7 separate regions of the Mus musculus genome follow, and regions 2, 3, 4, 5, 6 and 7 are each linked to region 1. A link is a loop called in an ENCODE intact Hi-C map of the cell type or tissue named here. Cell type or tissue: heart. All regions are shown on one strand. Each heading gives the region's core, and the rest is flanking DNA. Links, peaks and the distances in the headings are about the cores only. Region 1 holds the start of Chrna1os (cholinergic receptor, nicotinic, alpha polypeptide 1 (muscle), opposite strand). Region 2 overlaps Atf2 (activating transcription factor 2). Region 3 holds the start of Atf2 (activating transcription factor 2). Region 4 holds the start of Hoxd12 (homeobox D12). Region 5 overlaps Chn1 (chimerin 1). Region 6 overlaps Atf2 (activating transcription factor 2). Region 7 overlaps Chn1 (chimerin 1).

The links. Hi-C counts contacts between places; a loop is a spot of excess contacts. Peaks named below come from ENCODE experiments on the same cell type or tissue, not always from the same donor. Only the 100,000 strongest peaks of a DNase experiment are listed, where the experiment ranks them.
Region 2: a loop joins it to region 1, with 2.4 times the contacts of the local background. A loop is called at or near these places in 2 of 42 quality-filtered maps.
Region 3: a loop joins it to region 1, with 2.5 times the contacts of the local background. A loop is called at or near these places in 8 of 42 quality-filtered maps.
Region 4: a loop joins it to region 1, with 6 times the contacts of the local background. A loop is called at or near these places in 16 of 42 quality-filtered maps.
Region 5: a loop joins it to region 1, with 10 times the contacts of the local background. A loop is called at or near these places in 31 of 42 quality-filtered maps.
Region 6: it touches region 1 in a loop (2.3-fold over the local background); 9 of 42 quality-filtered maps call a loop at or near these places.
Region 7: a loop joins it to region 1, with 2.2 times the contacts of the local background. A loop is called at or near these places in 8 of 42 quality-filtered maps.

The regions. Positions count from the first base shown.
Region 1 is chr2:73,582,036-73,586,581 of GRCm38, forward strand. Chrna1os (cholinergic receptor, nicotinic, alpha polypeptide 1 (muscle), opposite strand) reads left to right here and starts at 2,825. Exons shown (of 2, transcript NR_153820.1): 1 at 2,825-2,972. In heart, for the core only: a CTCF peak has its summit at 2,725 (motif pointing right); DNase peaks (open chromatin) are centred at 2,726 and 3,696; H3K4me3 peaks cover 1,238 bases; H3K27ac peaks cover 1,329 bases.
Region 2 is chr2:73,866,053-73,870,598 of GRCm38, forward strand. The region is part of intron 4 of Atf2 (activating transcription factor 2); the gene reads right to left. Among named protein-coding and RNA genes, the nearest start is that of Gm10822, 24 kb to the right of the region's middle. In heart, for the core only: a CTCF peak has its summit at 2,248 (motif pointing left); DNase peaks (open chromatin) are centred at 1,929 and 2,209.
Region 3 is chr2:73,890,143-73,894,688 of GRCm38, forward strand. Atf2 (activating transcription factor 2) reads right to left here and starts at 2,497. Exons shown (of 15, transcript NM_001025093.2): 1 at 2,333-2,497. It overlaps Gm10822 (a long non-coding RNA gene), which reads left to right and starts at 2,266. Exons shown (of 3, transcript XR_003953852.1): 1 at 2,266-2,597; 2 at 2,769-2,895. In heart, for the core only: no CTCF peak of the experiment used is centred there; a DNase peak (open chromatin) is centred at 2,659; H3K4me3 peaks cover 2,858 bases; H3K27ac peaks cover 2,225 bases.
Region 4 is chr2:74,671,320-74,675,865 of GRCm38, forward strand. It overlaps Hoxd12 (homeobox D12), which reads left to right and starts at 3,694. Exons shown (of 2, transcript NM_008274.3): 1 at 3,694-4,335; 2 at 4,495-4,546. The coding sequence starts at 3,768. Hoxd13 (homeobox D13) reads left to right here. Exons shown (of 2, transcript NM_008275.4): 2 at 1-284. In heart, for the core only: a CTCF peak has its summit at 1,849; a DNase peak (open chromatin) is centred at 1,802; H3K4me3 peaks cover 1,602 bases; H3K27me3 peaks cover 4,000 bases.
Region 5 is chr2:73,741,448-73,745,993 of GRCm38, forward strand. The region is part of intron 1 of Chn1 (chimerin 1); the gene reads right to left. Among named protein-coding and RNA genes, the nearest start is that of Chn1, 32 kb to the right of the region's middle. In heart, for the core only: no CTCF peak of the experiment used is centred there; no DNase peak of the experiment used is centred there.
Region 6 is chr2:73,882,709-73,887,254 of GRCm38, forward strand. All of the region lies in intron 1 of Atf2 (activating transcription factor 2), which reads right to left. Among named protein-coding and RNA genes, the nearest start is that of Gm10822, 7.4 kb to the right of the region's middle. In heart, for the core only: no CTCF peak of the experiment used is centred there; no DNase peak of the experiment used is centred there.
Region 7 is chr2:73,650,559-73,655,104 of GRCm38, forward strand. The region is part of intron 7 of Chn1 (chimerin 1); the gene reads right to left. Among named protein-coding and RNA genes, the nearest start is that of Chn1os3, 56 kb to the left of the region's middle. In heart, for the core only: no CTCF peak of the experiment used is centred there; no DNase peak of the experiment used is centred there; H3K27ac peaks cover 158 bases.

The DNA.
Region 1 (4,546 bases), core at 339-4,338:
TTTTAATTTTTAATTGTTTTTCTTTAAAAAGCACCATTTAGATTTATTTGTTTTATTTTACGTGTACGAGCATTTTGATTATGTGTATGTCTGTGTACCGTGTGTGTGCCTGGTGCCTGCGGAAGTCAGAAGAAGGCATCAGATGCCCTGGATTGGAGTCATGGATGATTGTGGGCCATCAGGTGGGTGAAGGGAACCAAACCTGGGTCCTCTGCAGGACCAGGTGCTCTTGACCGCAGAGTAATCTCTCCAACCTCTAGAGTTGTGTGTTAATCATCCCTAGTTACTGTACAAATAATCCCCAAAATTTCTATAGCTGTTCATAATAAACAAATGTTTTGTTTTCATTCATGGATTTCTGAGTGGGAGTAGGGTAGTGGGGTACACTCCTCCACAGTCACTCAAAGATCCAGGATGTCCCAAGCAAAGCCAAGGCTGCCATGGGGTGGCACTCAGCTGTGCAGAGGCTAGAAGGGTAAGATGTCTCTCCTGGGTCCTGGAGACTCTCTCTGGGACTCACTGGCATTGCTTAGCAAGTCGGGACAAGGTAGAGATGAGAGCAGATGAGAAACAAATCTGGAGATTCGGAGTCTTCTGCTTCAATTTCCAAAGAGTAAGGAATAAATAACATGGAAAGAGGGCTTTGCGCTACAACAGCTCTGGTTGAAGAAGGTCAGGGCTGGGGCTGGGAGTGGCTCCTAGTGGAAGGCTTGCCTAGCAAGCACTGGGTTCCATCTCCAGCACCAAATGAATGAATGAATGAATGAATGAATGAGGCCAATGAAATGGATCAGTTCAATCCCCAGGACCCACATGGAGGAAAGAAAACTGAGCCCTGTAAGTTCTTCAGACCTGCACATATGTGTTAGCACATGAGTCAGTTCATATATCATATTCAGGTAAACACATACATAAATAAGCACAATAAACAATTTAAAGACAAAAGCTTTTAAAAAACAAGTAAAATAGATAAAGCTTTGAATGGATCAGGTTAAAGGTGTGAATGCAGGTAGAGAAGAAAATGAACATTCAAAGCTTGGGAGGAGGGAGGAGGGAGCAATGAAGACTGGGAAAGAGGAAGCCAGACACGGGAGGAAAATGAAAGGCAGAACAGCTCTGGGGGCCCGAAGGAGGACCTGAGCAGGGGACAGTTAGGACCCTGGGAGGCTGTGTTGGCACTGCTAGTGGACCACATGTGACATGAGTGTGGGACTTAGTGACATGGAGACCACTGGTGACTTTGACACACACAGCGTCCTGGCCAGAGCAGATTTAGGAGGGGGCAGAATTGGGGATGCACCTTTGCAAAGGGTGACAAAGAGGCGTGTGGGAGACAGTGAGGGATGTAGGGGAAAAATTGAGGTGGGGCCTTCTTATTTTCAAGAGGAGAATTCACAACGTATTTGCATGAAGATCACAATGATCCAGTAACAGTGAGTGTGTAGCCAAGAGCAGGAAGAAAAGAGACGTATCCAGTGGCTCTAGATTTTTTTTTTTTTTTAGTATACCATAATTTGCTTAAGCAACTCTTATCTTTGGATACTTGGGCAGCTTTCTTTATATCTCCGTGTGCATTAGCTTGTATAAAAAAATCATGCGGTGAGAATCTTTATACATACAGATCAGCCCACTGGGTTACACTCCCCCCAAGGCAGAAGTGCTTAAGTAACTTCAGTGCATACCAAATAGCCTGAGTCTCTATCTAGAACTTAGGAGGTCTCTGAGGCCCCTTTTATTGGAACTGTTCCTTTGACCCTACCACATTGCACTGTGATGTCAATTCTGCAGTTGATCAACATCTGTCTCTTCTACTGGACTTTACAGTGACAAGAGTCATGCCTGGGTCTCTTTGCTCTTGGTTGTTGCTTCAGCCTGTGGAGGATGGAGAGTCAGTAAGTCGTTGTTGCTGAGGGGTAAGTGGAAGTAAATTATAATTCAAGAGTAGAGTGGCAGGGTGTGGTAGCTCAGCCTGGAATCCCACCACTGCAGAGGCTGAGGCAAGAGGATTACTGGTTCCAGGTCAGCCCAGGCTATTGTCAGACCTGTATCAAAATAATAATAGACTAGGATAGATTGTACTGCTTGCTTTTATTTGAGGCAACAATGAGAATGTGACCCTCATTCTATCAATAACGCCAGTGCCATTCTGGGTCCCTCCAAAGTGTTTATGACTGACTAGTGAATGAATGAAAGAGAACATATCTATAAAAGCTCATCAAACGACATGATACAGAAGCAATCAAAAGCTGAGTTTCACTGAGTTTCATGGTTTGATGAACGGATTACAGTGGATCTGTCACTTCTATCCCCATTCACATATTACAAAGTTTATTCTTTATTAGATTTTTATATTATATTGTTACATAATTTCATGTATGTATACAATGTATTTAGGTTACACCTACTTCCAACCCCCACCCTCAACTCCTCCTGTGCCCATCCTCTTCCCAAATTCACATCCTATTCTTTTAAACAAAATTACAACCCAACCTAATTAGTGCTGCCTATGTCCCACCCGAATTTTAATTTTATTTTAACTGAGACGGGGTCCCTGCCTAGCCTGGAACTAGCTATGCAGACAAGACTGAACTTGAACTCACCTACTTCTGGGATAAAAGTCCTGTGCCACCACATTTGGGGCTCCTAGGAGCCCCCACCCCCACCCCCGCCCCTCAACCCGTGAAACATCCTTGTGCAGTGCTGTGCAGCAGCCCAGCGGCCAGCAGGTGGCAACAGACGGTCATTGAAGTGGTGATCCAGCCGCAGAGCCCTCTCTGAAAGGGCCGCCCCCCCCCCCCCCCCCCGCGGGGCTCTGAAGCCTTTTGCTATCCACAAGCGGAAACACCAAGCAAGCCAGCCTAGGACTCCCCTCAGAAGGGTCTCAGCAAAAGTCCAGCTCAGCTCCTGACATTGTGCGGCATGAAGTCCGGAGGAACTGAACAGTCGGAGAGCTGGCTGCAATGAATTTGACGGTTTGTTTTTTTTTTTTTCCCAAGGCCGACAAATCTTATCCAGGAATCTGCCTTTATCTTGGTCTGTCGGAAATGCTCGGACTTTTAAATTCTATTTTGTTATTGTTTGGAATTTTTGTTGTCAGACAGGGTCTTTCTATATGCTCCAAGCTAATCTGCAATTCCCCGGCCTCATTCCCTGAGTGTTTATATTTACAGGTATGTGCTGTGCTATCAGACTCACCTCCACCCCCAAACACACAGACAAGCTCTGAACCATGCACTTCAAGTTGATAGTTTTGTGATCAAATGGATCACACAGTGCTTCCTATGAGACACAAGCCAGATTCTTCGATTCTTTCGCGGCCTCTGAGTCTTGGAGCTGTGGTTCACAGCAGTAGGCATGGCGGTCCTATCTAGTTACAAGCTCTCCCTTTCTGAGAGCGGAAGAGGACATCATCCCTGAGTCAGGGAGAGAGTCCTGACGTCTCCCTTTTCGCTCTCCTCAGCGGAGTGGTGTTACTGTTGGGATTCAGACCCAGAACAAGAAACTGGGCTGAATATTTAACATACCAAAGTGGACCTGGCTTCCGGGTTCTCCCAGCATCCCTCAGTACCTACCTGGCAAAGCATGCCCTCTACTCTAAACTTCCCAGCCCAGAGGTTGGGCTTCCCCTCCCCCCAGAGGCTCTTCCCTTTATGAATCAGACATTCCGCTCTCCGCCCTTCTCTCTTTTCTCCCTTTCTCTGTGCGAGCTTTCTCTCTTTCTCTTCCTCCCTCCTCCACTCCCCCCACCCCCTCTGTCTCCCTCTCCATGGCGACTTGGCCTCATTTCTTGGAACCAGTGATCTCTCCTGTGTGCAGTTTCCCAATAAACCTGCCTTTATAAATATCGCTAATCTGGCTTGAATTGGCTCATTTCTCCGCCAGAGAAATAATTTATCAGTTACCTGTGATGTGTCCGAGTTCACTTAGACTACAAGTTGCAGACAAGCCAGAATTTGATGTTTCTTTGTGTGTATATATGTTCATGTGTGTGGTCTGTGTGTACACATGTATGTATGTATATATGTATGTTGGGCAATTGAAGGCCAGCTTTCTCAATCACTCTTCACTGTCTTTCTTTCTTTCTCTCTTTCTTTCTTTCTTTCTTTCTTTCTTTCTTTCTTTCTTTCTTTCTTTCTTTCTTCTGGCTGTTCTGGATATCGCTTTGTAGACCAGACTGGCCCTGAACTCAAAGAGACCCACCTGACTCTGCCTCTGGGGCGCTGGCATTAATGCTGTGTGCCACCATGCCTAGTCACACCTTCCTTGAGATAGGGTCTTTTACTAAACCTGGAACTCAACGATTAAGCTAGATTGGCAGGTCAGCAAACTGCATGGGTTCATCTGTCTCTACCTCCCCGGCTCTGGGATTACAGACACAGGGCACCATGCCCAGATGCCTATGTGGATGCTAATGATCTGAAACCAGGTCCTCTTTCTTGTGTGGCAAGTACTTTACTCACTGAGCCATCTCCCCGGCTCCAGAATGGGACGTTTCTGATGCCAGTTCTGATGTTCCTGGGTTAGCATCCAGAGCGCAGGCAGAGCA
Region 2 (4,546 bases), core at 326-4,325, 280 kb after region 1:
GAAATGTCAACATAATTCTTCAAAATAACTGAACAAAAGATATGTTCAATTATATGGGAACACAAAAGATCCCAGATAGCGAACACTATGAGTGAAAACCTGCTTTCATTAAACAAATGAAAAAATAAGAAAATAACAGAAGAATGTCTTATTTAATAAAAGCTGAATTTTATTTTATTTTTTAAATTAGCAAGATACAACACCAGAGAGTCTGGGAGCTCAAAGCAGCAGTAGCAGCAAAATGAGTGACAAAAATTAAGACCTCGGCATACCATATTTAAACTATAAGAAAATTAAGAAACTGTATCTTGTCAGGTATGTCAGTGTACACGTTTATTCCAGCACTTGGGAGGCAGAGGCAGGTGGATCTCTAAGCAAGTTAAAGGACAGCCAAGGCTATACAGAGAAACTCTGTTTGGGGGTGGGGGGAGATGGAGAAAGAAAAAGAAAAGTATCTTGAAGGAAGATCAAGAACTGAAAAAAAAAGAGGTAAATATTGATGATCTAAGAATTATTTCTTAGCCAGGCAGGGAGCATGAAATGAGGGTCATAAAGCAATGGCCATGGACTGAAAAGACTCACTTTAGTAACAACAAGGTTATGGCACAAAATGTTGACAGAATGAACAAGTATTGTTTTAATAATTATTGCTTTACATAGTAAATAACTCAATGTAAACAATATTTTAGTTCATCAAACTTCTTTTGAAAGTTGTTAAAATACAGCTGCAAATTCTTTGCAGTGCTTTTCACAATGAGTTTATGTTCCTTCCCTTGACTCGAGGTGGGTTCATAATTATTTCAATTAACAGTGCTGTGGAAATGGCACAAGGTTAGGTCCCAAGTCTTATACCCTCTGCTTGGTCATGCAGAACTTGCTTGGTCTTCAAACACTACTACTCAGGTCATTCATTCTAGGTTAGAGTCTTATCATCATGATGAAATAGGGCATTCAAACCTCCCACATGAAGGTTGATTCACCAAGAAACAGACAAATTGCCTTGCTATACTATGTCAACTTCTTGATCTATATAATCTGTATTGTTTTGTCACAACTAGGTTTGGAACATCTCTGTATAGGTATGACTTATCTTAGTAATAATATATCCTTTCAAGCTTAAAATTTTTACAAACCAGGGATAGAGATACAGTGAGGTGAAAAAAGTGATTTGTTTGCAAACCTAATATCTGGCTCAACAGAATAAGATGGTTGAATTTTCATATTTGCTTCTGATACTCAACCTGCTGTGACATATTCAGACAGCTTATGGAGAAACTCTTACTTGTTCTTTTTTTTTAAGAGTTATTTATTATATGTAAGTGCACTGTAGCTGTCTTCAGACACACCAGAAGAGGGCATCAGATCTCATTACAGATGGTTGTGAGCCATCATGTGGTTGCTGGGAATTGAACTCAGGACCTCCGGAAGAGCAGTCAGTGCTCTTAACCACTGAGCCATTTCTTCAGCACCCACTTGTATGTTCTTAAAGAATGAAAGCAAAATAGGGCAAATAACAAATTAGTACTTATTATGACAGTGGCTTTTACTGCAGACTTCAGTCAGAAAGGACATTTGGGACCCATATAAATTCTCGAACAACTTTATAGAAATTGATAGTACAGTTTTGTTTTTTAAATACTGCACTCTCAAAAAAGCCAGATTTTTTTAGACACACACTGTTAAGTAAGACAGTTTCCCTTGCCTTGAGCATGGGAAACCCAGAGGCCCACCTGTCACAAGCCACACCTAAGCCATGACTACATGTACAAGTACATGGTAGACAGATGGGAAAGACAAGTGGAACAGATTGAAAATTATGAAGAGGCCGCCCTCTCGCCTGTCACGTTGAACGCACGTTCGTGTGGAACCTGGCGCTAACCCATTCGTAGACGACCTGCTTCTGGGTCGGGGTTTCGTACGTAGCAGAGCAGCTCCCTCGCTGCGATCTACTGAAAGTCAGCCCTCGACACAAGGGTTTGTTAAAAAAAAAAGAATTATGAGAGAGGTAGAACTAGAGGGTGGAGAGGAACAGTCTGATGTGAGTAGCCTGTCCTACCACCTGAGGCCATGGTGAAGTCCCAGCCCATGCTGCTGCTGAGGGCCATATTTGGGTCTGTGGCCAGGCAGCATCAGGGGTCTATGTCAATGTTTGTGGGGTGAGTAAGCTGGCCAGGAGGGTATAAGAGCTAGTCTTGCCACTTGGCTGGTTGCACTAAATGAGCTAGCTGGGACAGTGCTGAAGAGCTCCCCCTGGTGTTATGCGTGCATTGGTTGGGGGTGGGGTAGCAGGAGAGGTGGTGGACTGACCAACTCAGCTACCACTCAGGCCCAGATTCAGGGTTAGCTTACTCCAGGCATCTACCCCATTTATGAGCTGCTAGAGAATGTGAAAGGGCCAGAGCTGCAGATCCAAACCTAGAGGATCTCCACAACAGAGGGCAACAACAGAATATCTGAGAGGAGTTCCTGTGAAGATCCAGTATTGACAGTATAGCAGAAGCCAGAGGCCTCGAATCAGATCAATGACTCATTGTGGATAAACAGGTATAGTGTATGACACACTGTGACACACTGTAGGTTCTAGAACAAAATTTTTTTTTTTTACGTTTTGTTTGTTTTTCTTTTGGGGGATGTTGTAAGGGCAGAGGACAGATATGAAAGGACAGAAATGAGTGGGATTAGGGTACATGATGTGAAACTCACAAAGAATCAATAAAAAGTCCATGATCCATGTTCCTGCTGACTGTAAAGGGCAAGGAAGCTAATTTTGCTGTGGTACTGATGACTGTAGACTCATAGTTGAGAAAGACATAGAAGATCTATACCTTACACTATTACTCTGCCCCCCAAAGTAACAGCCTACACAGAAAACCAAGGGAGAGAATTCTTAACAAATGTGGTAAGGATGCTGAAGAGTAGCTCTCCACAGCTGAGGAAGGACTCAGTTTTAAGGAGCTGATTATCAGGAGTCTGATCACGCTCCCATGAGTATAAGCGTAACACAAATTGGGGGGGGGGTTTTCTCTCTTTTCCTTTTTTTTGGGGGGAAGGGGTCCAGAAAGATGGGGAGTGGACCTTGGAGGACTAGGAATTAAGTGTGATCTGGGTTCCTAATGTATATAAGACTTAAATAATTAATAAAAATATTATGGAAAGAAAAATAATGTCTGTACCTCAAAATCTACTGTTATAAGTATCGTTCTGTTGTATTTTTTTTGAATCAAGGTCTCATGTAGACCAGGCCAGCCAGCTTTGAGTGCCTGATGCTGACAGCTTCTTTTATTTACTTATCTTCTTTCTTTTCTTTTTTTTTGTTTTTCTAGACAGGGTTTCTGTGTATATCCCTGGCTGTCCTGGAACTTACTTTGTAGACCAGGCTGGCCTTGAACTCAGAAATCTACCTGCCTTTGCCTCCTGAGTGCTGGGATTAAAGGCATGCACCACCACGTCCGGCCATTTACTTATTTTTTTAAGTGTATATATTTTTTTCTTTCTTTTTTGAAACCAATGTAGACCATGCTGGTCTGGAACTCATGTAAACTGCCTGCCACCACGTCTGGTCCTTATGCTTATTTTTAATTTGATTCTTTTGAGAACTGGAACACAAATACTGTATTTCACCCTTCCCCTAACTCTCCTCTAACTCTTTCTGTTTTCACCCCCACTTCAAATTTATTTATTTATTTATTTATTTATTTATTTATTTATTTATTTATTTTAAAGATTTATTTATTTATTATATGTAAGTACACTGTAGCTGTCTTCAGACACTCCAGAAGAGGGCGTCAGATCTTGTTACAGATGGTTGTGAGCCACCATGTGGTTGCTGGGATTTGAACTCCGGACCTTCGGAAGAGCAGTCGGGTGCTCTTACCCACTGAGCCATCTCACCAGCCCCCAAATTTATTTTTTTGTTTTTTTGTTTTTGCTTTTGCGAGACAGGGTTTCTCTGTGTAGCCCTGGCTGTCCTGGAACTAACTCTGTAGACCAGGCTGGCCTCGAACTCAGAAATCCACCTGCCTCTGCCTCCCAAGTGCTGGGATTAAAGGCGTGCGCCACCATGCCCGGCCAAAGTTATTTTTTTAATGTGGTCAATCACACTGAATTATTCTCACTGATAAACAAAGTAGAATGTTTGGAACAATCTCATCTTGGAAATATAAATAGCCTGATTTTACTTGCTAATATTTTGTTTGGAATTTGTTTTACATTCATGTTCATCAGAAATACTATGTGTTATTTTGTGGCAGTTTTATAATTAAAGTTGGGACATGTTAATTCTTTTTTATTTTCTAAAAGAATCTGTATAGAGGCTGGTATTAGGGCTAGAGAGTTGGCTCAGTGGTTAAGAGTATTTGATGTTCTCTCAGAGGACCCAAGTTCAATTCCTAGCACCCACAAACTCACATCTATAATTCCAGTCCAAGCGAGTCTGGTGCCCTCTTCTGGCTTCTGCAGACACATTAGCCACACACACACAGACACAATTATACAGGCAATACATAAATAAATAAATCTTTATGTGAAAAGAAATGTATTAATTCTT
Region 3 (4,546 bases), core at 380-4,379, 310 kb after region 1:
GTTCCCAGCACCCACATGGTGGCTCATAATAATATGTAACTCTAGTTTTAGAGATTCAGGATTTAAGATGGTCTCTAAGGGCACTGCCCATAAATGGTACACATACATATATGCAAGCAAAACACAAAAATAAATAAATCTTAAAAACAAACATAGAACATGTTCCATTTCAGACAAGATTTCAGTCTATAGAAATAGATGTGAATATAAGATAGTCACAAAATGTTAAAACCATTGACTATATGACAGGTGGTTTTGTAGGCTACAAGTTAATACAGGGAGTACTATATGTATTAATTTCATACAGGTCAGTTGAATCATCCAATCACTTTCATTGAATTATCTAATTACTTTCATTGACTTCTAATCAAGGAGGGTTCCAATACAAATTTTTTTGTTTTGTTTTGTTTTCGAGACAGGGTTTCTCTGGGTAGCCCTGGCTGTCCTAGAACTCACTCTGTAGACCAGGCTAGCCTTGAACTCAGAAATCCGCCTGCCTCTGCCTGGGATTAAAGGCGTGCGCCACCACGCCCAGCTTCCAATACAAATTTTGCTTTAAATATAAGACTTACTTTTCTAAGGGCATTTCAATAAGAGTAACAAAAGAAAGTGATACCAGTTCACAGAAACACATATCATTTTGGAAGAGACTAAAGTCAAAAATGAGTGGAAACAGCATGTAAGGTAAAGTTATTTACTAGATCTAGCAATATAATTGATTAGGAGAGTACAGATAATAATTAAAACTCAAGTTTTCAAGTTTTCTTAAAAATAAAAAAAAACAAAAACAAACCTAGATTTCTTGACTTAATGTTAGTCATGAAATATTTAATGGATAGTATCATTTCAAAACAATATAGCTTTAAAATTTTAAAATACCCATGAAAACATCTCTAAACATCTCTCCAATTATTTATTAATGATTTTAAGACCTAGAACCTTAATTATCACTCAACTATCGATGGCCTTAAAGATCCATGTACTTAGTTTTCTTGGCTTATATAGGATATGTTTTTAGCATACTCTACAAAATATTTCTATACTTTTGAAAAAAGTTTATTGCAGGGATTCTTCAAATAGGTTTAGCAAATTTAAATACAAGACTCTTATTTCATCTAGAGTTAACTGTTTTAAAATAAGCCTTTATAAAGTCTTACCATTTGGGTGCTAGAGACCCAGGCCATTTGGCGCTAAATGAGTAGTATTCCTGGAACGGTTATTACTTGACAATGGCCAAGGGTTAAGAATTTCTTCAAACAGGACAAACTGAGCTCAGAACAGTCCGTGTTTGGTCAGATGTTAAAAACAGCATTACCTGCATCTGGTGTGAACGTGTCCCTAGTTTATAATCCCCAAGAAACTGTGACTTCCACAAGGTAAACTAGGTATTAGTCGATGGGCCTAGAGTCTATCATGAGTATCCCTTTTACTCAATTATACTGGTGGTAGTTTTACTCGACCTTCCCAGTTTAAGAGTCTCCATTAAAGAAGAGACAATTTTATAATACCTATGTGCATAAAAATAGTTCCCATCTCCTCCAAGGTCTGGTTCAATGAGTGAGCATCCCGGGGAGACATACACACATCTCTCCCTACCTCTCTTCCTTGTCCCTGGGGTAATAAAAGGCACAGATTATTTTCCTACAAAAGCTCTGCAGAACACCGGTCGAAGTAAATGGGGTGTGGGGGGGAATAGCAGAATCAACCTGCACCCACACCTCAGCCCCGCCCCACCTGGAAAGGGGGGGGTGGCGGCGGCGGGAGTGTGAGGGCGGCAGAAAGGACAGAAAAGGCCGAGACCACCAGCAGGTTCTCCATTACCATTGGCTCCATCACGTTCCACCGAGGCCAGAGACCCTTGCTTCCCAATCCTTCAACGCACCATCCCAAACCCTCGATCGCCCGAGTCCCCGGTGGGGAGCCCAGCGTGGGCCCTCTGGGCAGCGCGATCAAGGACTAGCGGCGGGGGTCTCCCCGACAGATGGGCGGATCCGAAGGGCGCCTCGGGGACCTCTCAAGTGACCACACCAGAGGAGAAGTCGGAGGGAGGGGTCGGAGAAGAGCCGTTATTCCTTCTCGCTCAGGCTTGGGAAAGCGCGCGAGGGAGGGGCCGGCCGGAGCCGCAGCGCGTTACCTAACGGTCCGGTCGCTCCGCCAGACCAGAGGCGGCAACGCGGCCACCGCCGTCCGTAGGGTTGGGGTCCACAGCAGGGGCGCAAAAGGGGTGGGAGGCGGGGGGTGGAGACTACAGGCAGCGACGTCGCCATGTTAGCACCTTCTTCCTCTGCATCCCTACAACCTCCAAGCCCGTGGCCCTTCCACCATTACTCACCTTTCCAGGTCACTAATTCATGGTCCTGCCAGCCACCCGCGAGCCCGGAGGCCGGCCGTGTTTACAAACTAGCCCCGGAGGAGAGGGCTGAATCGCACTTTAAAGGCCACGGGCTCCCACAGGCTTCCGTCCTCTCTCGCGAGATCCGACTGACAAACCTTCTCCCCGCCCCACTCCCGGCATCCCTGCCGCTTTCTTCTTGCGCCCCTCCCCTTCACGCACACGCCCCTTCCTGCTTTCCACCGAGGGAGCGCCCGCGGGTCAGGTGACTCCGTCGTGCCTCGGAAAAAGGGCGGGTCTTCAGGAGGGCGGGGGCGGGGAGGCGGGAACCAAAGAACACTCGGACGCGAGTGATTGGGCGAAAAGCACGAAAGGCGGGAAGCAGGTCCAAAGGGGCGTGGCCAAGGTGCCCAAGGACCGTTGTTTCGGTAACCAGGGAACTGCAGAAAGCTGTGATTGGCAGCCGTCGGGAGGCGGGCACGAGAAGCTGCACCGGATCTGGGGCGCGCGCGCAGGTGGCGGAGGAGCGAGCAGGAGGGCGTGGGCGGTGTGAGAGAAGAAAGGTGAGGTCGGGGAGCCTAAAGGAGCCCAGCCCTGGCGCCGGATGTCTCTGTCGTATTGGTTTCTGACTTCGCTAGGGATATGAGACTATGAAGGGAGAAGCGCTTCTGGACCACTCTCCGTGTACCGAGAAGCCAGAGCTGGAGAGAGAGCTACGCTTAAGGTTTTGGAGAGTCGGGGTTTGCCAGTCATCACCTCCGCCCCCATGTGCACACTGAAGCAAAATAAGTCAGCCCTGCGTAGAAAATAGAAACCTTTTCTTAGAGAGTTCTTTGTTCGGATTTTACTAAGCCAGAACTGGAGCCGATCTTCCCCACCACCCTATGTCAAGTATATGGTATATTACATACGAGTATGTTCAAAGGCAGTGATCAAAAGGAAATACACCGTCTTCCACCCCCATGTCACCATATTTTAAAACAAAGCAACGATCTTTTTCCTAGAGAAAAATTCTTGTAATTATGAGTGTTTCTTTTATCAAATTTCCTTTACTTAGTTAGATATAAAAATACAAATTTCAGGGACCGAAGAGATGTCTCAGCGGTTAACAGTACTGGATGCGAGCCGGGCGTGGTGGCTCACGCCTTTAATCCCAGCACTCGGAAGGCAGAGGCAGACGGATTTCTAAGTTCAAGGCCAGCCTGGTCTACAGAGTGAGTTCCAGGACATCCGCAAGTAACCCTTAAGCCGTCTATAACTCCACTTCCAGGGTACCTGACGTAGAATTAAGAAATTAATTAAAATTATTAATTTCAATAGAATCACTTCATTCATTTAAAGCTTAAGAGATCGGTATTAATTTTTTTATTTTTTTAAATTTTCGAGGCAGGGTTTCTCTGTGTAGCCCTGGCTGACCTGGAACTCACTCTGTAGACCAGGCTGGCCTCGAACTCAGAAATCCGCCTGCCTCTGCCTCCCAAGTGCTGGGATTAAAGGCATGCGCCACCACGTCCGGTTTGGTTAATGTTTTAAGGAGGACTAAAGGACGCCAATGAGAACCCAGCAGAGAAGAGGCATTCTTCCCACAATATTTTCCTTTGCTCTATAAATTGTAGTGCCAAAGAAATGCCTGTTAATGTAGGAAGTAGGTTTCAAAAAAACTAGGGGGCGGGGCGGGGGAAGGAACTGGACAGATGGTTAGGAGTGCTTGCTGATGTTGCAGAGCACCCAAGTTTAGTTTCCTATCACCACATACCTGCTCAGCTGCTCATAAAAGCGGGGTGGGGGTGGGGATCGGACAACCTCTTCCAGCCTCCGTGGGCATGTGGTGCACATTCGTTTATGCAGTCAAACACTCATACACACAAAGTAATGTCCTTAAAATTGGGGGCAAGAAGAAGGACGACTGATTAGTGTAATGACAATGAAAGAGACAGACCTTTACAGACCTTTACAATTCCATAACTGGTTCAGGTGCACTACTCCTAAACATACTTATTCCTACTGAAGATTTTGGTGCTTATTTTAGGGATGTTGGTTGTCCAATAAATATGTACAAGTTGCAAAATGTGATTAAGGCGCCTGTGAAATCTTGCACTGATTTTTAAAAAGCAAGCCTTTTTTTTTAGTATCATGCTTTTCCATTTGTTAAATGCGTATTTCTAATTTAGATTTATGAATACAATTCGTGTCTTTACATAAAATACACCCAAT
Region 4 (4,546 bases), core at 313-4,312, 1.1 Mb after region 1:
ACTGAGTCTTCATCCATTTGTGTTTTTCAAGCTTGTGCTGCCTCTAGAAGCTGTTTTTATTTATTATAAAACTTTGCTCTCCTCGACATCTGTAGATGAAGGAAACAACACCAGTTCTGGTCTCTGAAACCTCCATGTTCTGTTCTCCATTTCTGTCCACCTCCTTCTAACACAAATAGTGATGTTTAAAATGAGGATATCATCTGTGATGTCTAAAATCATCATTTTAAAACCAGACCAACTCATTAAAAATCAATAAATTTTATTTCTTTCAATATTATCAATTTATTTGACATTTTTTTATTTATTAATCAATGGGTGCCTGGGTAGAGAAAAACTCACTGGAACATTTGGGGCCTACAGAGGGTCCATTGTAAATATCTTCGCTAGGAAGTTCTTGAAATTAGAGAAAGCCACATCCATATTTGGCAATCAATAAAGAAACGCTTCAAGCATCCCGTGTGGTATGCAGTAATTGACAACTGAAACTGCTATTATATACCCTAGCAACTAAACACAAGTTTTAGGAATCAGGAACTTTTTTTTCCTGATTCAGTCCTCTTTGCCACTCAGGGAAACGGGCCACAGAGAAAGTGGGGCTCCTTGTAGCCACTACTATAATCTAGTGCAAGCTAACTTCCTGATGTGCAAGTTAGTTGAACAGACTTCTAAAAGCTTACACAACTGTAATCTCTCCTGGTAGGAGGGCTTCTTGAGGGCTCTAGGAGAAACACAGGGCCTTCGAGTTGGTAATTACTTTCGTTTTCTCTGGTCCAGCTTGTCTTGTTTCACATCTTACTGCCAACTACAGAGGCCAACTTCGTTATTAGAGGGTGGGTGGGGAGGGTACAGGCAGAGAGAGAGAAATACAGATGCAGAATGCGGTTCAATTTATGAAGGATAAACCCCTGGAAAGGGAAGCACATCACCCTTCAGTCACTTAGGGAAAGACCTCTGTCTTAATACCTTAGCTATTTTGTACACAAGACATGTTGGGGGGCGGACAACCAACCAGCCAGCCAAACAAACAAACAAAAAAGTGGCCTTAGTTCCCCCCCCCAACCACCGTTCTCTCGGTCCCCTCGTTTCTTTTTCTTTCTTTTCTTTCTTTTCCTTCCTCCCCCCCCTTCCTTCCCTCCCCCCCCTCTCTGTAGGTTCTAGTCTCCAAGGCCACACTTCATCTCACAGGTCCATTTCTCAGGTTTCCTATATTGGATAGAGGGAATTGCCTCGAGGTTTTTCCTTTCATCTGCAGGTCGCACGTCAGTTTCGCTGAGCCTAAGAGAAATGGGGTTTGCTGAAGATTAAAACTGCGCTCAAATGCTCTCTGGTGGTATTTGGATTGATGGCTAAATGAGGAACAGATGAAGGCTTTGTTATTTATATGTGTGCCTTTTATATTCGGGATTGCGGGAGGAGGAGAGCTGGGGGTAAGTGGCTGAGGCCCTGGAAGTGAGGCCCGCGGGGAGCCCGGAAGGCCGAGGAAGTTCGGGGAAAGGCTTTGCCTTCAGTTAGATCTAGGCTGAGAGACGCTCAGAAATTTGGCACGGTATTAGCGATTGGGGTAGGAACCAAGATCCCAAGATCGGCAGATTGACTCATGATTCAAGAGGTGAAAAAGACGTTAGGACAGAGGCGAAAGGTCAAACAATAACACGCGGCCACAGGCTTCCTTGCATCAGGTCCCTTGGCTCCGCTGTCTGGGTCAGTTGCTACAACCTCTGGCTTTCGGAGACTGTCCGTAGCTCCTTGGCAGCGGGCCGTGACCGCGAGCACTGGCGACCCCAAGCCCGCCCCACCGCCCTTCACTGTTGATCTTGACCGTGCGGCGGCGCCTCGTCAGGCGTGGAGCACGCTCGCCATCTCCTGGGCGTTTGGCGACATTGGCAGAGCTTGCCATTCTGCTCCTCAGCTCCCCCCCCCCCCCAGCCCCCAACATCCCAGACAAGCCTCCCTTCCTCCTCCCACCTTCCCTCATGGTCTCCAGCCTTCAGCATCAGCCACCAGCTTTCTCAAAAAGAACTTTGCCTACCAGACCTTGAAAGTTATAGACTTGGAGGAATGAAGTGGGTCGATTAAGGGGGGGAAAAAACCTGGAAAAAAAATCTAGCTGTCCTTTTCATTCCTGATTCACACTTATGTATTTGGTCCTGAGAAGCAAACATAATTATAAGGCAGCCATAGTCTAAGGATGCACCCTTAGGCCTGTAACTACCTAGGAATCTCTGTGCAGGAGGCAGGGGCTCTGAGAGTGCTGGAACTATTAGAACTGAAAATTCAGGCCAGAGGATGCTCCAGTAGAAAGGAGAGAATTCTTCAAAATGAAAGCTATCGAATACCTAATCTAAGGCTTCTAAAAACCGACTTAAAACTTCTGCCTCCTCCCACCTACCAGAAAAGAAAGTATGGAGTCCCAATTCCTGAAAAGGAGGAAACTCTAGTAATGCCCCAGGATCCTTAGACTTCCCCCACCCCCACCCTCCTCCCGCCCCAGAGCTGGAGGAAGAGGACGATTGCGTCCTGAGAGCCGCCCAATTGGTCGCCGTAACTCACACAATAAAGTCCCAGCGAGGTGGTCAGCCTTGCCCTCCGGCGGCGCCTGTGTGGTCTCCTTGCCAGAGCTGGGGGCCTAACCAGTTCCAGCTTGGCTCATGGACCATGGGTCCTGCTTTAGGCTAGCGCGGGCTCCCACAACACAGTCTCTTGAGGAGAAAAGCCTTATTCCCTCTGGACCATCCAGAAGGCCCTGCCTCAGGGGTTAAGCACACTTACTACACACACGGAGCGTTGCCTGTTTTGCCCAGACAGTGAACCCGCAGCGGCCCGCGTGCCTGGAGGCACCGACAAAAGAGACTCAGCTAGCTGATTGTTCCTGTGCGACTGTGCCTCCTCAGCCAGGTGGCTCGGACTTTTCTGCCCCTCCAACTCTCAGTTGGACGGCTAGGAGCTTGGCTAGTAGGGAATAGTCACCAAGATGACCCCAGGAGAGAAAAGAAATGTAATTTTTCACAAGATTGGCTCCTCGGACTGCGGAATTGCCTGAGGGGACTGGATAACAACGCTATGAGCACAGTTCCTGGGAACAAATGTCAGGAACAGCGTGAAGATTCCTTAGGTACCACACTTGAGCAGTTTGTGCCGCCTTTCACCTTTGTTTGGTCAACCTCTTGTATTGTCTGTGACCTGGGGCTACAGGGTCAAGTGAATGGGTCCTTGCTGCCAAGTGCCTTTGGCAGAGACCACTTTAGAGGCCCTTTCTATAAAAAAGGATTGGTTGCTCAGATCCAGGAGCAGTCCGTGCCACTGCCAGCTCTTCTCCAGTCAAGCCCAGGTACCCTTATTGGAAAACGTCTGAATTGCAACTTAAAGTTTGTAGACGCAAAGCCCGGCCCAGGCAGCCTGCGAAATAAGGGCTGGGAAGACTAACCCAGAGCAGGAAAACTCCCAAGAGACACTTGGGCAAAGGCACCCTCATCCCAATGTCACCGGCTCCTGAAAGAGGTCTGGAAACTTTCAAGGGCTTCGCCCTCCCTCAACAGGCTTTGGCTCTGCTAGCAGCCTCGTCCTTCGCCGTCGAACATTGAGTGTTATCATAATACCCTGAAAGGGGGTGGGGGTGGGGACGGGTCGGGGGATGTAGGCGGTGCTGAAATGACCGGCTTTGAAGAACCTGCAGGCAAAGTTTTGTCCAATCCTCTGAGCCCGTCCTCCTATTCCGGGTTGTAACTAAATACTGTTGCGAGCACAGCCGAGGCCCTTTGTTGGAGATGTGTGAGCGCAGTCTCTACAGAGCTGGCTATGTGGGCTCGCTTCTGAATTTACAGTCACCGGACTCTTTCTACTTTTCCAACCTGAGAGCCAATGGCAGCCAGTTGGCCGCGCTTCCCCCCATCTCATACCCTCGCAGCGCGCTGCCCTGGGCTACTACGCCCGCCTCATGCACCCCTGCGCAGCCTGCCACCGCCTCTGCCTTTGGAGGCTTCTCTCAGCCTTACTTGACCGGCTCTGGGCCAATTGGCCTGCAGTCTCCAGGCGCCAAGGACGGACCCGAAGACCAGGTCAAGTTCTATACGCCTGATGCGCCCACCGCATCTGAGGAACGCAGCCGGACTAGGCCGCCCTTCGCCCCCGAGTCTAGTCTGGTTCATTCGGCTCTCAAAGGCACCAAGTATGACTACGCGGGTGTGGGCCGGACCGCTCCAGGCTCTGCGACCCTGCTCCAGGGGGCCCCCTGTGCCTCCAGCTTCAAGGAAGACACCAAAGGCCCGCTCAACTTGAACATGGCAGTGCAAGTGGCCGGGGTGGCCTCTTGCCTGCGATCTTCACTGCCCGACGGTAAACAGTGCCCATGCTCCCCCAAGCCAGTTTAGGCAGGGACGGGAGGTGGGGTGTCAGGGACAGTTGGACAGGGAGGAGACCCGCCAGCAGTGGTGAACGTCTGTGGGGCGGGCAGTTGATCTGAGCGAGCTGACATGGGTCGGGGCTCTGTTGCAGGCCTGCCGTGGGGGGCGGCCCCGGGGAGGGCCCGCAAGAAGAGGAAACCCTA
Region 5 (4,546 bases), core at 169-4,168, 160 kb after region 1:
AAGTGGGCTGCCACCCAACCTTCCTACCTCCTTCTAATCACAGCCCATGCTTCAACATATGGTGTGCAGAACAGCAGTGACTCAACCCTTTGCAAGATCACAAACAGCACAAAGAAATATGAAGCAATTATTAAGTGTCATAGGTCCCACAGACAACCATGGCTCTCTTGCAGGGCACTTGTGAAACAATGAAAAGAAGGCAAAGGTGGAAGGTAGACCAGGAACGTAGCTCAGCTGGCAGAGGGCTTTGGGCAGCACAAGCCAGGACCTGGACTTGATCAACTGAATCACAGTGGCTCATACCTATAATCCCAGTACTCAGGAGAATCCGAAGTTCAATGTCATTTTCAGCTACACAGCAAGTTCAAAGCCAGCCTAGGTTAGAGATTCTGTCTTAAAATTTTTTAACAATTTTTTTTTTAAAGTGGAGGATACCTGAGAACTTCCCATTTGGAGCTTAGGTGGAAGGAAGAGTTTTCCGGCAGGCTAATACAAATTTCTGACAGGCAGACTATAATGACCTGTCTCACTCTGAGGGGCTAGTTTTGGCAGGACAGTGGTGATCGACAACATAGGATACAGGCTTATGGAAACCTGCCTGTACTAGCACTTACTAGTAAAAGTCATAAGTTTACTTTTGGCAAGTCAAGGACAAAGAATGTCTGCTGCTGTTAATACTATTTTTCCTGAGATAGCTGATATTAAAGAAATTTTCAGGAAGATACACACAGATGACAGTAGAAAGATTTCCATACAGTCCTCAGAACTTCTGATGCCAGAGTCAAACGTATGACAGAGGAGAGCTCCTTCCTGTCACTCTGCAACAAACAGCTCCAAAGCATTTCCTGCATGACAAACAGCAAAAAGCCTGACAAAAGTGAATGTAACAAATACATGTGTGTGTATAAAATAAACATACAACACATAAAATATATGCATAAAATCAAGCACAAAACATAATGCGAATATAGGTATCAGTTAAAACCATATAAAGCAATATATGATTCATAAACAGGACAAGAGATCTTTTACATGAACACAGCTACACGTTAATGAATTCCTACCAACTATCAGTAAGAAGAGACATGTCAACAGAATACATACTTGAAAGAACTTTCTAAGATATCTTTATTTAAGCAGTCATTGTTTTCACATTTCTACCATAGGACTCATGCTTGAAATGTGGTCCAGTAAAATAGACAGGCAAATCATTGACAATTCTTAAATATCTAAGTATCCTTTTGCTTAATTTGAAGTTCAAACTAAAACATCCTAATAAACAACATACTAGAAGCAGACTGAGTGGCTTCTGCAGGCAGCTACGAAGAAGCATTTGGTCTAAAATACTATCTGCATGCTTTACTGCAGTAACATCGTTAGGGTCCCTCCAGGCTACTAGCGTCTGGAAAACAAAAGAGCATTGTCACTGCAAAGTGAAAAAGAATGATATGACTCAAGAGGTAAAGGCAGGCAGATCTCTGAGTTCAAGGCCAGTCTGGTCTACAGAGTAAGTTCTAGGACAGCCAGGGTTACAGAGAAAAAAAAAAAAAAAATGAGGTTCAAATCAATATCAAACACAGAGAAGTTAAGTGCAATGGAAAAATATTTCCATTGCTTTTATATTCTATAAGAAATGAATATTTATCAGGGGCCAAGGAGCTTTCTCCAGAAGCAACCTAGGGTGTGTTCACTTAGAAATAACCCAGAACTTACAATTCTAGCCTTAACCTACTTTTAAACTTTTATGTGCATTTTGTTCAAAAGCAATTTACACTATTTTTCTGTATGTATGTTTGCATTTATTTTTATTTATTTATTTAGTTTTGGCCTTTTTTTTTTTTCCTTCAAGACAGGGTTTCTCTTTGTAGCCCTGACTGTCCTGGAACTCACTCTGTAGACCAGGTTGGCCTCGAACTCAGAAATCCGCCTGCCTCTGCCTCCCAAGTGCTGGGATCAAAGGCGTGCGCCACCACCACCAGGCCTGCATTTATTTTTTAATGTTGAGAAGTAGGTAGACACGACTTCTTACAGCTAATGGACCAAGCAAAAAGAGGGTATAAGGAACACAGCCAGTTTTTGCCACAGGCCACAGAATTTAAGGGGACCCCATACAAAAATTTTAAGATAATGATAATCAGAAATTAGAGGACATGAACAAAATGTATCTGAGTATGAAACAAAACACTGTAACACAACCTAAAAAACCCAGTTAGAGAAAAAGCTGTTTTATATTTCACAAATGTCAAAAAGATGCACAAAAAAGATATTTCATCTATATTATTGAATATCCACTTGTTCTCAAATGCAGACTACAAACCTAAACACAAAAAATAAAGACAAGGAATTTTTATGGTTAAAAAGTTTACAACCTTAGCCTAGAAGTTTCCTTGACTCTGAAAAAAAAATAAAAAAATAAAAAACTGGAAATAGATACAATTGAAAGCACAATTTTTATTTTATCAATGAAAAAATAGCCAAGTCACTTTATGAAAAAAATGACCATCTTAGTCAACTATGGCAATGGGTAAGCAAGCCCTGGCCGGATGCTGGCAAGCAACCCCACATCTGTTCCCATACTGCATTCTTCTGACCATAATTTCTCTGCTTCCTAGTTCAGAAATGAAATGCTGAAACACAATGTTTACATGAAGTCAATAAAAATTAAATTTTAAAAAGATGTTTTACAAGTTTAAAAGGAGATCTAGTGCAAAACGACAGGATGTCAGTAACTAGTCTGAAAGGAACACTGAGCCTTGACACAGGAAAGGCCGAGCTAACAAAGGAGTGCCTGGCCGCTCTAGTAGCCTGCCCACAGAGCGCAGTCAGAGCCAGTTTAGCAAGGACATGTAACAATCACACGTAACAATTGCTCTAAGAGGAAAGCTTTCTGATCCTTTCTTCCAGTATAACTCTTTCTTCCAGTATAACTCTTTCTTCACAAGCCTTCCCAGAAGGTGGGAAATGAGCACTTTCCAACCCTCCTAAGCATTTGGTTAAGGGCTTAAACTTAGACATTGGAAAATCTGATTCAATCTGCAACAACAACAACAACAACAACAGTTCCTTTTACCGCTCCTACTCCATGCTCTTGCATTTGCAGCTTGACTCCCTTATGAAGAGGCCAAGAGAACTGAGAATGTCCCCATGAAGCAATGGTCCAGCAGCACAATATATTAAGCGTACTTCCCCATTTCAGCCTCTTTGAACACAGTGCTACTTACTCCCAATGAAACTGTTGGTAGAACTTTACAGATCAGCCAACTGCATTCATTTCTCTACCAATCTCAACATCAGCTCAGCATCAGTCCCTCCACACAGAATAACGTTAATGTAAACAGTAAAGAGGTGAAACAGCATCAACTAAATATTCCATAGGCAGGGTAAAAAGAAGCCTGAAGTAACTCATTGCAATCAGTAATGCCTGCTGACTTCATTACTGTCCCATTCAGTAAATCTCATTCATAATTAAAATCAGGAATGATAAGAACTAGAACTAGAAATCCCATATCATATTCCATACATATTTTCTTGCCTTTAAATATAAAAATAACACAACTACCTGGAAACAATTGCTAGTGGCCAGTGTCCTTATAAATGCCATTATTTTAAGACATCTAGAACTAGACTATTTTCATTTCCCATGCTTTCTTACAATAAAGCATTTTTATTTGTGGTACCAACCATATAACACAGGATTCTACCAGAAGTATCAATAAATTATAATATACAGTGGCTAGAGTACTTCGTGTTCTCCATTTTATAAAGGAAAAGTTAAAATAAAAACAGTATGGAAGAGATAAAAAACGGTTTATATGAAATGTATGTGGATCATTAATGGCCGTTCAAGTCTGTCCATCCAGATCCATTTTTGGCCAGTCCTGTTTACTCTGTGGTCCACAAGGTTGCTATCTATAGACTTGTGCTCTGGATCCTCCACTGTACTAGGTCAACTGAAGACACTGTCATGAATAGGAGGAGGATGCCTTTCCATAAAGAAATGACACTGGCAGTGTGGCACCTATGGAGACATCATTATAGGAAGGACTATTATTGATATATCAAATTTTGAGTGGCTCTAGAATATTATGTATTCCAATAGTACTGTGCATGTGATATGTATATGTTTGTAAATATCTTCCATTTCATAATAGGTTATATACATTACATAGGTAGAAAAAATAAGCCTCTATTTTCTTTTTAAGGTACTTAAAGGGCAAATACAATGATCAGAAGCACCCCTTTCTAGTCTATGGTTTTCAAAATAACCTTAACATCTTCAACAGAGGAACCAGCTCCTCTTAAAAGTGAACACTTTTCCAAGTACTAAATTTAAGACTCAAACTTCGTACATTTTGTTGAATTGAATCTCCTTAAACTGAAGGGAAAGAGGATGCAGGGTGGCAAGTGCCACCTTGTGGGCATACTAGAAACTGTTCTGAGTTTCAGAGCCAATCATTACAAATGTTTACAAGATTCCAAATAAACAAACTTACTGTAACTTAAATCAAAAGAGTAATTCTGCCAGGACCTTATGTCAACGACTACA
Region 6 (4,546 bases), core at 362-4,361, 300 kb after region 1:
TGAAAACTCATGGTCCTGAGAGAGAGTTCCATGAGAATGAAGAAAAGAAATTTTAGAATTGATAAATTAGGTATGGTGGTTTATATAGAACTGGTTCCCACAGACTCCTGTGTTTGAATGTTTAATTCATAGGGAGTGGCACTATTGGAAGGTGTGGCCTTGTTGCAGGAAGTGTTACTAGGTGGTGGGCTTTGAGGTATTAGAAGTTCAATGTAGGTCCAGTAGCTCAGTTCACTTCTGCTGCCTTCAGATCAAGATGTATTGTGAACAAACAAACTAATAAAACCAGAAATTAAAGTCTTCAATAAAGTTTAAGGAGTCAATTTGTAGTAGATGAAATGGTCCCTAAAAATGTCCATGTTCCAATTCCTAGAACCTGTAAATAGGTTCTATTAAAAGAAAAGGGAACCGTGCATGTATATAGAGATTACAGATTCCCAAGTAGAATGTCCTCAGGCATCCATCCACGTGAGCTAATCTAGAGTACACTGAGACATTCAGCGTAAGACATTCATCCAGAAAGAGAAGTCAGCAGGATTAGAAAGAGAAGACCTGGATCTGCCATTGCCAGAGATGGCCACGAGGAAAGCACTTCAGCTTCCCCATATGAAGAGCAGCCCTGGGCAGGTGGGAAGCAACAGAAGGGGGAGGGCAAAGCCAACAAGGTGAGTGATCTTGCAAATGGATTCTTTCCCGAGTCTTCAAATTGCATGTAACATTGTCAACACATTGATTTTGGCTTTAGGATTCCAAACATACAATAAAATCTGGTCATCTGTGACAACATGATTGAACTAGAGATTACTTTAAAATACTACATAATCTGTATACACAATGAAATATCATACAGAACTTTATTATTAAATATGTTTTTATTTTTATGATTTAGTTAAAGTGGAGGGTTCTCAGAGGACCCAGATGAGGCAATCTAAACTTCCTGACCTACAAAAAAACCTTTGTACTATCTTAAGATGTCAAGTATATTTACCATATACTTACCATATATTTATAAGTATATCTACCATATACCATATAAATTGGTTATAGAAAATCTTTATAGTGAACAAAAACGTTAAGTTACCAGAAAGATGGACTTAGGCTCTCTTACAATGTCATTCAAGGGAAGCAGAACTACACAAATAGGCAGAGTTTTCTTTGTCACAATTTCTTTGTGACTTCACAGGTACCACAAAGTACAAGATGATCTTAGAACTACCCTGGAAACAACAAAATGTTCCTAACAAATCTAAATCTATGAGTCTAAAAACCTATAGCTATAACCTAAAAACAATTTATTACCCATTCAATGTTAAAAGTATCTTTAAGTTACCTTATTAGGAAAATTTAAATACTATTATTTTACAATGATATGTCAATGAACAATGAATATCAAGAAGAATTAAAGTAATGTGGCTGAGTGATGGTGACACACTCCTTTAATCCCAGCACTCAGGAGGCAGAGGCAGGCGGATTTCTAAATTTGAGGTCATCCTGCTCTACAGAACAAGTTCCAGGATAGCCCGAGCTTCACAGAAAAAACCTGCCTTAAAAATAAAAATAAAAACAAAACCCCACCCTCCCAAAAATATTAATAATAGTAATAATAATGTATAAAATACAGACTAGAGCATGAACTCAAGCAGTATTAAATTTATGTAAGTTTGTAAGTTACACTGCATTTTACTTTGACTTTAAATAAACATTTTCCTAATGCTTAATACTAAATCATACATTACTTTTATGGCTAAAAACTTGAGCAGTACACATAAAATGCCAAAATCTACTATAAGAGTTAAACTGATCTTTAGTTTATGGATTTGATATTATCCTTGAGTATAATGGATATGGAATGCTTAGTTCATCAATAGAAAGAAATTAAACTCCTCAAAAGTGAGAAATGTATTCCCAATCTCAATGAGGGAAGCAGTAGTTTTAATTTTTTCTCAACTTACAACATATAACAGATGGTTTCCAGGCATATTGTCATCAACCTATACTGAAGCGTTGATGAGAAGCAACTCAAGAAATTAGTATGTAAATAGTGAAATCAGGCGAGTATCACAATACTTTTTTTTTTAAGTAATGCTGGATACAATGTCTTTAATTTCAGCAGTCAGAAGGTACAGAAAGGCAGATCTCTAGGAGGGGAAAGTCAGCCTGACTTACATAGTAAGTTCTAGGCTAACCAGATCTACATAGAGAGACCCTATCTCAAAACAACAACAAATTAGGTTAAAGTTTAAAGTTAAACTTTATTTTAAATTATTACCAGACCACTGATCCTGGGCTAAGTAGGCAAGTTCAGGTTTCACAAAACTCACAGACTAACAGTGACAAATATGAAAAGCAGTAGATTAAGGTTTACTAATAACTTGGTTTTAGATTTGGTACTGGAATAATTATATAATACTGGGTTTATAATATAAACATGTGAGTATAATATACTTATTCTCTTCCCCTAACTAATATTTTAGATTTTTTAATACAATTTTTTTCTGGGTCAGTATGGTGGCATACCCCTTTAACCTCCACACTTGGGAGGTAAAAGAAAAGAGAATCTAAGCCAGTTCTAAGCCAGCCAAGGTTGCCTTTTGTTTTGGGAGGTAAAATCTTGATGACCTAGGGTGGCCTAGAACTTGCTATGTCACTGAGAATAACAAACTTCAGCTCTTCCTATTTCTACTTTCCCACTACTGAGATTACATACCTGTACTACAATGTCTGGTTTATACATACACACATCACACACATACAAACACTTTAAAAAAGAAAAGAAAATTGGAATTATTCAAGAGCTAGAGAAATGGCTGTCAGCATGGCTACCTGATATACAGAAATGATGACCTGAGTTTGATCCCAGGTACCCACATAAAAGCCAGGCCAAGAACAGAAATGTAAGTTTGTAACCACAGTACCTCAGGGAGAGGAATAAGGTGGATCTCTAGAGCTCATTTGCCAGCTAGCCTCACTGAATGAATAAGCTCCAGGTTTAGTAAGAGACTCCATTTCAAAAACTAATATGAAGGATAGACTAAGTGGGTAAAGGTGCTTGTTGTACAAGCTTGACAACCTGAGTTTGAACCTTGTAACCCATGCAAAGGTAGACAGAGAGAACTGATTCCACAGAATTATTTTCTGATATCCACACACGTGTTAAGGTAAGCATGCCCACGGACACACATCATGCACAAAAAATATACTCACAATAATAATAATAATAATAATAAATAAAAACTAAAAAAATTAAGGTAGAAACTAATCTAGGCAAACACATGTGAATGTACAACCATACACACATGCACATACCCTCAAAGATATGTAGGTACACCACAAACACATCTTTCTCTCCTCAAAGTATATTCAAGTTCAGGAAAGTGAAAGCCCAATCCAAACAATATCCATATTTCACCATTAAAACATAGGAAGCTGGAGAGATGGTTCAGCAGTTAAGAACACTGTCTCGAAAAACCAAAAAAAAAAAAAAAAAAAAAAAAAAAGAACACTGTCTGTTCTTCCAGACGTTCTGAGTTCAATTCCCAGCAACCACATGGTGGCTCACAACCATCTCTCCTGGGATCTGATGCCCTCTTCTGGCATACAAGTATACATACATGTAGACAGAGCACTCATATACATAATATAAATAAATAAATCTTTTATAATCCATACCTGACAAATGATAAACAAGCACAAGCAACTTTTAACATTGTGACTGAGACTTGATGGTATAACCATGTTAACTAAATTCTTGATAAAGACTTCAAAAAAGCAAATATTAGAACTGTCTTATTTTAATTTCATCAAAAGATATGAAAAGTCTCACTAGAATGTTAATGAGATTATTAAAAACAATGGCATCAATTTTTATCATCTCGAAATTTTTATATGCTACACTACAACATGAAAAAGGAAGTCTGACATAGAGAAAGGGTGCATAGGGAACAATATAATATTCTCTGAAATGGATTTATAGAAATCCTAACATAGTAAGTTCTACCACAAATTATAAATTCCTAGGGAATTTTGTTATCAAAACTACGAAATAAATGACAGTTGTACTGTCTTCAAGTCACATCATAAGTATGCCTGAAGGGACCATAGGAGACGAGAATTTCTGAATGAACTTTCATAGTAAACACCATAACATTGCATTGAATAAACAACAACTGTTAGCATTCTGTCTACACCCCACTCCACAGTTACTTGTCAATAGTCAGGTATGCTCCTCCCCACAGTTACCTGGCAGCAGCCAGGTAGGCCTGACCCACTATAAAAGGGGCTGCTTATCTCCTGCTCCCTCTTACCCTTGCTCCCTTTTGCTCCTCTCCCTCTCCCCATACCCTTCCCACCTCTCTCCACATGGTCATGGCTGGCCTCTACTTCTCTATTCTCTCCTTTTTGCCTTTCTCTGCCTCTACTACCCTCTTAATTCCCCTCCCCATGCCCTGAATAAACTCTAATCTATACTATACTGTCATGTGGCTGGTCCCTCCAGGGGAAGGGATGCCTTGGCATGGGCCGGCTGAGATATCCCCTTCCCCCATAC
Region 7 (4,546 bases), core at 256-4,255, 68 kb after region 1:
AAGGGGGAGGGGGAGTGGAGGGGAGGGGGAAGAGGGAGTGGAAGGGAAGGGAGGGGGACGGGGAGGGGAGGGGAGGGGAAGGAGGGGGGAAGGGGAAGGAAGGGGGAAGGGAAGGGGAAGAGGAGGGGGAAGGGAAGGGGAAGGGGGAAGGGGAAGGGAAGGGAAAGGAAGGGAAGGAAAAGAAGAGAGAACCACAACCGATAAAATGCAGAGTTTTGGAGCCCAGTCCTAAAGGATAGATCTAGACACTGGTCCTGTACCTAAGGCTTGGGAATCACTGCAGAAGAGGAGGCAGAATGATAGCAAGGAACAAAGAGTTAGCTGTGAAATTGTCTCCTAGAGATGTCAGAGAAGTCACACCCATGGAATCTCATGAAGTGGCTGAACAACATCAACAGACACACTAGCAACAATGGCCAGGGGTGGGGAGACCTCAAGCCTACATAAAGAACTACAGCAACTAAGGAATGCTAAGTGGGAGAAATAGTCTTCCCATGCAAAGAGGACACATACCACTTTTTTTGTTTGTTTGTTTTTGGTTTTTTTCGAGACAGGGTTTCTCTGTATAGCCCTGGCTGTACAGAAATCCGCCTGCCTCTGCCTCCAAGTGCTGAAATTAAAGGCCTGCGTCATCACTGCCTGGCTACACATACCACTTGGTGACCCAATACCAAATGGTTAGCCCTGAAAACACATAAAAGTAACATGATACAGATGGATGAAGTTGTATTTAGGAATATATTCCTGTGTGTGTGCGCACACAGACACACAGAGGACATATATATGTAACACACATATACATACATAAAGATAACAACAACTGAAAAGAGGTCAGTGCCAAGCATGTGGTGGTGCACACCTTTAATTCCCACACTTGGGAGGCAGAGGCAGGACGATCTCTGAGTATACAAAGCAAGTTCCAGGACAGCTAGGGCTGTTACATAGAGAAACCCTGTCTCAAAAACACCCCCCCCCAAAAAAAAAAACAAACGGAGGAACGAGGTCACAAATTGAAGAGGGCAGGGGAATGGGAAGCAGGAACTCATGTAACTGCATTATAATCTCAAAAGTATTTTTTAAAGTTGCCCTATTTTTAATTATGTGTGTGCATGCATGTATGTACACAGGAGTGCTAGTGCCCCTGGGGCCAGATGTATGAATTCTCCTGGAGTTGGGGCTAACTGGCTGTTGTGGGGGCTGGGAACAGAATTTGGGTCCTCTGTAAAAGCAGTATGTATTTTTAACTGCCGAGCCCTCTCTCTAGCACTCAGACTTAATTCATTAAGACAAGAGACTCACTATGTAGATCAGCTGACCTTGAACTCACAGAGATCCATCCACCTCTGCCTCCTGAGTACTGGAATTAAAAGTATGTGTGCCACCATGCTTAGCCAATTTTGATTTTTTATAACTGAATATTTAGTTTAAGGGTACATCCTTCCTGTTGTTACTGAGTATAATGTTGTATAAATATCAATTAGATCAAATTGGCTGATTAAAGCTCCCATGACCCTATTTTTGGTCTGTTCTATCACTGACAGTATTACTGAAACTTCTAATTATGATGTGGACTGTCTATTTCATTTGCAGCTCAGCTGTATGTATTTGAATCTGTTATTAGGCATATATACACTTTAAAATATTATGTCCTCTTAATGAATTTTATCTTTATTTCCAATTGTTACTCCTTGTCTTATAAACTATTATATTACCATGTATGGCAGAGATCTGGGCCAATTAGCATTCTATTCTCCTGAAAGGACCTACTGTGCAGAGATAGACATGGACACAGCATCAGGAAACTGCGTGCCAGGCCTTGAGTCTGACAAAACTATGTCTTGGAAATAGGTGAGACTCTGGCAAAACAAAGAACTGGAGCCTCTGTCACCACCCTGTACCAAAATGAGTCTCAAAATAGCTCAAAGGTGGAAGATGGACCTGGATGCATTCCAACCCCCACAGGATGGGGCGGATTTTTAATGCTGGATTTCTAATTATGTGACACACTGCCAGTCTGCGTTAGGGTTCCTGACATCTAGAAGGAAAAATCTCACAAATGTTCTACCAAATGATAAGTATTATCCAATAGCTCCATATAACTAAAAATGAGAAGCCAAACCACTGAGCACCCATAGTCAGCAGCAAAGCAAACATGCATGCCTGCAGGGAAGGATGCCCCCATGAACTGGACTGAGCCAGGAGCAGAAGTTGAGGCTGGGTCACATGTCAGTGGTGGAGCTTAGAGGTAATTTTAAACCAGAGAAGAAGCATGCAGGAAGGAACAGTAAAGCCTACTGACAAAATGGCAGAAAACACGTGCAAATGATATATCTGATGGGCTAGCATCAGAATATATTAGAAACTCCTGGCACTGAATAGCAAAGCCACCAAGCAGCTTTAATTTTACTATTATTGGTACACGTGTATGTGTGTGTACACCTGGTTGGGGCACACATGCCAAAGCATGCACATGGAGGCCAGAAGGACAAGTTTTATGTGTTGGTTCTCTACTTTTACTTTGGACAGCCTTGCAAAGCAAGCACTTTTACCAGCTGAATTACCTTGCCTGCATACCTTCAAATAACTCCAAAAAAATGGGGCAGGTCTAGGTAGTGTGTGTGTGTGTGTGTGTGTGTGTGTGTGTGTCCAGGAGCTCACGTGCAGCCTGAAAAGGAAGCATGGTGAGCCTCATCTCAAAAAAGGAAAAAGATGGGGAGGGTCCAAAAAACACGTATTAACGGAAGATACAAAAATGATTAACATGAAGAGATCATGTACTGTTATTAATCTCAAGGGAAATGCAAATCAAACCTAAAAAGGGGTGTCACCTCATGGTGGTGAAAATGCCTATTCCCCAAATGGAAAGAACCACTGTTGGTGAGAGTGTGGAGAAGCTGCAATCTTGACGGTGCCAGTGGGAATGTGAAATACTTCAGCTGTTAATGAAAACTGCCGGCAATTCTTTTAAGAAATTTATGCAGGCTATCCCAAAAGTCTGACATCAGGATCTCAAAGATAGCTTCACCCTCTGTCAATAGCAGCATTTACTGTAACATTTAAGGTATTTCTTAACAGCCAACTTATGGGGGAAAAAAACCCTAAATATTCATGGATGGATGAGTAAAGAAAATGGGTAAATATTCAAAGAAATGGTCTTACTTTGGCTTTCTATTGCTATGATCAAAAGCAACTTGGGGGAGGGGTATGTTCTGGCACACAGATATGCTGGGTTACATCTAGTGGAAACTGAAGCAGAAGCTGAAGCAAGGCAGGAAGCTGGGACAGGAACTGAAGCAGAGACATGGAGCGTGCTGTTCACTGGCTCTCATCAGTGCTCCTCTACTTGCTGTTTCCATACCAACAAAGCCATCTGTACAGGGTAGCACTGACCAATATGAGTGGGACTCTCCCAATCAATAACTAATCAAATATATGTCCCACAGACCCGTCTCCAGGCAATTCCTCAAATGAGATTCCTTCTTCTCAGATATGTCTAGGCCTATGTCAAGTTGACAGAAACCAACCAGTACAGGAATATTAATTTAGCTTTTAGAAATAAATTTTACCACATGCTAAATATAGATAAAACTGAAGGACATTGTGCTAAGTGAAATAGGCCAGTCCACTAGGACAAACTTGAGATCCACTTACATGCAGAATCTTAGATAATCCACTCTTAGAAACAGAGACTGGATTCCAGGGATTGGGAGGCCAGAAAAGTGGCAAAGTTGTGTGTTATACTGTGTGTCCTACTAACAGTTCTAATTAATAGATCTCATTTTCTTCTTACAACAAACAAACAAAATCCCAACCTTAAAAATCAAAACTCTCCCAAATCGTGCAGGACTCTAACATTTCTAGTTGTGTGCTGCATGCTTGTTCCGACTGTCACATTCCTGCTAGCAGAATGTGATGTTCTACAGCCTTTTCACATCATAGTCACACACTCAACATCGGATTCTGGGGAACAGGGCATTAGTTAAGTATTTTAACACTCATGTTCATGCATACAACAACACCATGTTCTCCTCATTATATTGGTATTTGCACTCGAAGTATTAGAACAAAGCTATCAGTAAACATTTAAACCATCAGCAAGGAGTGAGATGAGAGGGCTGCAGTGCTGGGGCTGCAGAGGCCAGGGCAGAGAAGGGCAGCAAGCATTCCAGAAGGCAGAGGCAGAGAGGCAGGGAGGGGAAGAGAGAGTGGCAGAGAGAAGGGAAGAGAGGGGAAGAGAGAGGCATAGAGGGGCAGAGAGAGGGGCAGAGAGAAAGGGGCAGAGAGAGAGGCAGAGAGAGGCAGAGAGAAAGGGGCAGAGAGAGAGGCAGAGAGGCAGAGGCAGAGGCAGGTGTGACCACTATTTTTGACTCTCACAGCACCTGAGAAGCACTGTGCCGGGTAGCAACAGAAATGAAGTCTTACAGGGACCTTATAGGCCATTTTTTCCAACCTCCCAGTTTCTGCTCATCAGTCCTTTTCTTGTCTGAGTGCAGAGGCAGAGAGAACCCCATTATGTACTGATCTTGGCTATTTTTGTCTTCTTTGG